Regions from separate parts of the Homo sapiens genome. Here region 2 is linked to region 1. The links are chromatin contacts, found by POLR2A ChIA-PET in ENCODE. All regions are on one chromosome and are shown on one strand. The core of a region is the stretch at or near the end of the contact, and the rest is flanking DNA. Distances in the headings are between cores, read along the strand shown. Region 1 holds the start of SH3BP4 (SH3 domain binding protein 4). Region 2 overlaps AGAP1 (ArfGAP with GTPase domain, ankyrin repeat and PH domain 1).

Region 1 (3,315 bases), core at 353-2,852:
AGATAACTTGCCAGAGATTCAAGCACACTCCAGACACATCCCTACACCAATCAGACCTCCTAGCCACCCAGAAACTCTCCTCTGCTCGGAGGCTTCTCTGCTTCCTCCACCTGCCCCTTCGCCTCACTGCCTCCTTTCAAAATCTGCGGCATGTATTTTAGGGATACTCGTATCCATTTTCAGGAATTCCATGATCTACACACAGATGACACCAAAATCGGAACAGCAATGTCCACCCTTCTCCCGAGCCCTAGGTCGGTGCCTCTGTCCACCTGTGTCTCCTGAAACTTCAACACAGACTTCAAATGGAGTGGCAGAAAACCAGATTCCTTAGGGAAAGGAAGGTCTCCCAGACGGCAGGAGCGGCAGGCCTTAGGGGCAGCCGCAGGGGCTCGGGAGTCTGAACATACCCGGTTTGAATTCAGACTCTGGCACGCCCCATGCGATCATAACATAGTGCTGCACGTCTCAAGCCACCTATAAAAACGGGGACAATAACAATATCTGCCTCGGGGTTAATGGTGAGGACTGACTGTGTGTGTCTCGCTCAGGACCAGGAGCAACAAATGTTGGCTTCTTCCCCGGCAAAGACCCGCGCTTTCTCCTGGGCTCCGGGTTCCCGGGGTGGGGGTGGGCGCAGTCCCGAGGGCCCCAGGCAGTGGCGCAGTGGTTAGACCCCAGCCTCTGGAGTCGGCCTCGGTTCAGATTCTGGTTCTACCCTTCTCCTCTGTGGCGAACCAACCCTCCGAGCTCTAGTTTACTCGTGTGAAATGGACTAGCCAAAATTGGGATTTTTTTTTTTTTTTAGGATTAGATGTGTCGGTCCATAGACGTTGCTGGCCACATAGTTAAGTGGTGCGTTCACTCACTGGGCATTGATGGAGCGCCTACTACGTGCCAGGCCTGTTTTACGCGCCGGGGGCCCAGAGGCGCCCAGGTCAGACAAAGTGTAAACGATTCCGACCAGAGCCCTTCAATCTGCATTCCGCTTCGCAGGAAACTCTCCTCCTTTTATGATTTTCAGCCGGACTGCCTTCCCTGTTGTTAGTTTGTAACTTTCGCTCCGGCCCCCGCAGCCTCGCGCCTGCCTTCCCTCCACTGTCCTCAGCCAAGGTGTAGTAAAGCGTCTCCGAACGCGGCGCGACCCTCGCCCACGCCCGCTCGCGGGGGGACCGCACCGCCCCAGGGGTCCTCGCTAGGGGTTCCCGGAGAAGGGGTGGGAGATGGGGGTGCGGGGGGGCACAGGAGCGCGGGCCAGCACCCAGACCTGCTCGGTACCGGGGACCCAGACCCGAGGATGCCGGGCGGCCAAGGCCCCGCTACCCTGGCCGGCTCCGGGCGGAGGAAGAAGAGGAGGCGCCCAGACTGGATACCCGCCTGGACCCGGAGCCGCGGCACCACCCCCAGCCCGCCCCACGCTCGCCAGCCTCAGACGGCCGCGCCCCGCCCCGCCCCTCTCCCGAAGCCCCGCCCCGGCGCGGGACCACCCCCTCCGCGGCCTCAGCTCCGGTCCTGGCCCCGCCCCCCGCGCCCCCGCCCCCGCCCCCGCCCCCGCCCCCGCCCAGGCGCGGGACCACCCTCCGCCCGCCGAGGCGGGGGCCCAGCGCGCCCGGCACTCTCGGCGGTCCGGGCCCCTCGCCACTACCGCCGCCGCCGCCGCCGTGAGTCCCGCGGAGCCGCGCGCGCCCCCGGCTGGGCCGAGCCGCTGGCCGACGAGCGGAGCCTCAGGAGCCGGCGGGGACGCCATGCGAGCCAGGTAGGCAGGCGGCGGCGGGGAGCGCCTCGGGCGGCAGGGCCCTGGGGGCCGGCGGGGGCGCGGGGTCGTGCTCGGGGGCTTTGCACTCCCTTGCGGGCGCAGATCGTGCCGCGGGCGCCGATCGTGCCACCGCCGCCTGAGTTCGGGGCTGCGCGGGTGCCTGGGCGTGGGGCGGCTTCGGGGAAGCCTCGCGCGCCCCTCGCCGCTCCCCCGGGCGCTCGGGTCTCCCTGGTGCTGGTGGGCAGGGACCCGGCCCGGGGTTCCGGGCGCCGAGCCGCAGCCCTCCGCGTGCGCTCGGGCCGCCCCCCAACCCCGGCTCTGGCCACTTCCCGGCGGGCGGCCCTGCGGGGTGGCCTCCCTGGGCAACCGGACGCGTCCTCGGGCGCAAATCGGGGGGCGCGCTCGGCTCACGGGGGCCGTGGGGGCCACGGGAGGGCGTGGAGGGGTCGGGGCGCCCCCCTCGAGCGGCGCTGGGGAGGAGGGAAGGACGCGCGGTCTCCGGTTAAACTTGTTGGTGACAATGCATATTTCAACTTCTTCGGAGATCCCTCCTGTGAGGATGAAATTGAAAACTCCGGTTTCTGGCTTGGCGATCGGGTGACCGAGCAGCCGCGAGGTGACAGCGCCGGCGGCCCGCGGGCGGGGACCGGCTGGGATAGAGGCGCGTTGTTCTCTGAGCGATGTTTACCGAGAAGCCCGCTCCGCGGCACGGGCGGGTGTCAGTTGGGACCCCAACCCTGGGTCCCGCGGCTCCTAGCCCGGGGCCTGCGGTGTAGACGGGGGTTGGGGACAGGCCCAGCTGGCCCTGACCGGGTGTCGGGCGCCCAGAGATGCCGCGCGGGAGGAGCCGCGGGAGAGCCGCCGGACTCAGCGAGCAGAGGGTCGTGGAGCCTGATGGATCGATGAGATCTGAAAAAGAACACTGTGCGAGATTGTATTCCTGCTTATTCTTTCCAAGTTAGTAGGCAGATTGGAACTATAGAATTTATCCGTGATAATAATAAAGTTCGCATAACTTTTGTTCTGATTACAGAAACAATGTATGCTCAGGACAGAAAGCTAGAGATAAAGAGAAATATAAACAGCAAACAGGAAACCATCCCCAATCCCACATTTTTTACCAGCCTTGTCACAGCCTGGCAGATTTGAACATTAAGTTAGAACTGGAGCCATTCTTGCCTAAACCAGAGAATCCCTGAATGCAGCCGCCCCTTCTCACCCTTGTGACCGTCTCTGAGCTCCAAAGTTTGGGTTTTTTCCTTGCTCCCTACCCGGGCAGAATCTCTGCTGGCCACGAGTCCCCTTCCCAGTGGGCTGGGGGCTTTCCTTGAGATCCGTGGCCCAGATGAAATGATGGGAGAGGCCTGGATCCTCACCGCCCTCTGTGGTTTTGGTTCCTTGCCTTGTAAAAATGAAGGTAATGATTCTCAATCTGCTTCTCAAGCCACCATAAAAATTAATGGGTGGTTTGCAGAGCGTTTTGACATCCGTGGATGGACAGCGGCTGTACTTTAAGGCGCTGGGGAACATTCTACTGTTCCTCATTGCAGTGGTCATGC
Region 2 (3,315 bases), core at 552-3,051, 730 kb after region 1:
CTACATTTGTATAATTTATAAATATTATACAATACTTAATACATATTATATTTAATATTAATAAATTATACAAATAAAACTTATAGATTATAAAATAAGTTTAGTTATTTTAATATTTAAATGTGCTAAATGTAAGTTTGTAAAATTTAGGAATAACTTGTTAGAAAGGTGAAGAAGCTCTGGATTGAAAGGTATGTGCTGAGGTCAGGAGTCCAGCTTGCTCTCCTTTGAGGAGATGGCCTTGTTTTTTCTTTCTCTCTCTCTCTTTTTTTTTTTATTATATTTTAAGTTCTAGGGTTACAGGTGCACAACATGTAGGTTTGTTACATAGGTATACATGTGCCATGTTGGCTTGCTGCACCCATCAACTCGTCATTTACATTAGGTAATTCTCCTAATGCCATCCCTCCCAAGCCCCCCGTCCCCCGCCCGGCCCCAGTGTGTGATGTTCCCCGCCCTGTGTCCATGTCTTCTCATTTTTCACCTCCCACCTATGAGTGAGAACACATGGTGTGTTTGGTTTTCTGTCCTTGTGATAGTTTTGCTGAGAATGATGGTTTCCAGCTTCATCCACGTCCCTGCAGAGGACATGAACTCATCCTTTTTTTGTTTGTTTGTTTGTTTTGAGATGGAGTCTTGCTCTGTCGCCCAGGCTGGAATGCAGTCGCACGATCTCGGCTCACTGCAAGCTCCGCTTCCCGGGTTCACACCATTCTCCTGCCTCAGCCTCCCAAGTAGCTGAGACTACAGGTGGCCGCCACCACGCCTGGCTAATTTTTTGTATTTTGTTTAGTAGAGACAGGGTTTCACCATGTTAGCCAGGATGGTCTCGATCTCCTGACCTCATGATCCACCCGCCTCGGCCTCCCAAAGTGCTGGGATTACAGGTGTGAACCACCGCACCTGGCCACAGCCTTTCTTAAGGCAATCACGAGACCCAGCCCATCGTGGCCTGGTGAAGGAGCAAGCCCTAGGCTTCATTCTCAGTTTGGAAAAAACCGTCATTGCCCAGAATGTCCCATTTACACATTAATTCCTAAATGGAATGATGGGAGCGCTGGGTGCTCAGAGGCTTCCTTTTGAGGATTTGCCAGCTGCTTCTGGACTGTAACTTTTGCAGCAACTTCTGCACTCATTCATCAGGTGCAGAGCAGTGTCTTAGAAATGAGTGAGTCTTAGTGATTTCTTGGAGTGTGGATCCATACACACTTACCTCTTTTCTGAACTATAGATGGGAAGCTGCTGCAAAAAAGCAAGGTGCAGCCCCTTTCTTGTATGAGGGAAGCTACTGTTTACCATCCATGGCTGCTTGAGTTTTTAGAGCTGCGTCAGATGAATAACTTGTTGGTATCACTCGTCAATCTTAGAGGCACTTTCAGAGATTAGGAATTGTGACCAACAGGAGAGACTATCTGGCATTAGGAACACCAGGGCCTATTTTGGATCATGCTGTACTGCTTACGGTCATGCCCTGTCCAATCTGGGATGACTGTGGCATACAAGTCACCATGGCCATTGTGAAGCCCTTGTTCTTGGAGACCCTGTGCTCCAGGTGTGGCTGGTTGGTTCCCTGTGGCAGGACCCCCAGAGGCCCCAGGGGTTGTGAGAGTCAGGGGTGTGCAGGTTCTGAGGGCTTTGCTGGGTGGGCCGAGGTTGAGTGGGCTGGTTGCAGAATCCTGGTGCCCAGAGGGTTCTTCTTTGCCTGTTGCTGGGGACTCACGCCTTGTGAGGGGACCTTTCTTTATTACCCTGATGAGGACAGAAGAGTTCCTGAGAGGAAGCCACAAGCCGCCTCCCTGACCTGGCAGCTGCCTGTGTGCCCTGGTGTGTGGGTTCCTCCCTTCCTGGGTTCATGCAGCAGACTCTTGGCAGTGCAGGCCTCCTTCCAGGGGCTCTCAGGGCTCAGTTCTCATCTCTCTGGGTCACACTGAGCCCTGCTGATCCCCCTCCTGTGTGGCTGCCTCTCTGATGCCTGAAACACCTTCAGCTGTTAGTCCCACGGCCTCTCATCACCTCGATATCCTTTTCTGCTTGCTTTCTGGTTTTCAGTGGCTGCCAGCAGAGGCTGTAATGCTCCCCTGGGACCTGACCAGTAGAGAACAAATGCTATGAAGACCAGAGGCCCCTCACTGCTCCACGCGTATACAGGGTGCGTCTGTCTGGACAGCCGAAGGCCCATGGGTGGTTTTGTTTTCAAAACACAATGAAAAATGACTAGTCATGCCATATTGTTAGCACCTTTCGATTTTTTTTACTGTAAAAATCAAAACAGAAATATTTGGCTCCAGAGCTCTGTGAACCCCGAAAATTTGAGACGGGTCTCAGTTAATCTTGAAAGTTTACTTTGCCAAGGTTGAGGATGTGCGCTCATTAACACAGCCTCAGGAGATCTAACAACATGTGCCCGAGGTGGCCTGAGCACAGCTTGGTACGTTTTAGGGAGACATGAGACACCAATCAATACATGTAAAATAAACATTGGTTAGGTCCAGAAAGGCAGGACCACTCAAAGTGGGGAGGGGGCTTCTGACATTCTTTTGAGTTTCTGATGAGCCTTTCCAAAGGAGGCAATCAGATATGCACTTAGTGAGCAGGGCGATGACTTTGAATAGAGTGGGAGGCAGGTTTGTCCTGAGCATTTTCCAGCTTGAATTTTCCCTTTAGCTTAGTGATTTTGGGGGCCTAAGATTTTTGTTTTCCACAGGTCTTTTTAGGAATTTTAAAGATGTATCTCATCCAGTAAAGCTGAAGTCCCCCCAAGTGGTAGCTGACCATAGACTAAGCCTCCTGCTGTACGGGGCACCCGCTGGGAGGGAAGAGGTGCTGGCCAAGGTGAATAGATGGTCAGATGGGCGATAGGAATGAACACTTTGCCATGGTGGATGTGCTTTAGTGATAGAATTTGTTCAGGAGATTATCTTTGTTCCTGGTTTGGGAAGGCAGAGCTTCTATATTGGAATTCTTTGTCTCCCAGAATAAAAACTCTAACATCACCTGTATTATATTGTGGGGATTAAAATCATGCACTTGTAGCCAAACCTAGGTATGAGTGTGAGCGTACACTGCTGACAGATTGAAATTTGACGTCCGAATTCTGGTTCCCAGGAAGGAGATATATATATACACACACACACACACACACACACACACACACGTGTGTGTGTATATATATACGTGGAGATATAGATATATATATATATATATATATATAGATATATATATATATATATATTTTTTTTTTTTTTTAGACAGAGTCTTGCTCTGAAGCCCAGGATGGAGCGCAGTGGCGTGATCATGGTTCACAACAGCCATGGG

Evidence for each region. ChIA-PET counts read pairs that join two places held with the same protein, here RNA polymerase II (POLR2A).
Region 2: POLR2A ChIA-PET joins it to region 1 with 15 read pairs in PC-9. The contact joins the enhancer-like site here to the promoter of SH3BP4 in region 1. POLR2A ChIA-PET finds 5 or more read pairs at or near these places in 2 of 52 experiments (Caco-2 and PC-9).

Annotation. Positions count from the first base shown.
Region 1 is chr2:234,950,415-234,953,729 of GRCh38, forward strand. It overlaps SH3BP4 (SH3 domain binding protein 4), which reads left to right and starts at 1,603. Exons shown (of 6, transcript NM_014521.3): 1 at 1,603-1,756. LOC105373938 (a long non-coding RNA gene) reads left to right here. Exons shown (of 7, transcript XR_007088132.1): 6 at 184-937; 7 at 1,025-1,385. RefSeq lists an enhancer at 2,056-2,705.
Region 2 is chr2:235,683,435-235,686,749 of GRCh38, forward strand. All of the region lies in intron 1 of AGAP1 (ArfGAP with GTPase domain, ankyrin repeat and PH domain 1), which reads left to right. Among named protein-coding and RNA genes, the nearest start is that of TNRC17, 170 kb to the left of the region's middle. Within about 2 kb of position 1,802, at least 2 of the 41 ENCODE cell types and tissues checked have a DNase peak (open chromatin) inside an H3K27ac peak, as active enhancers do.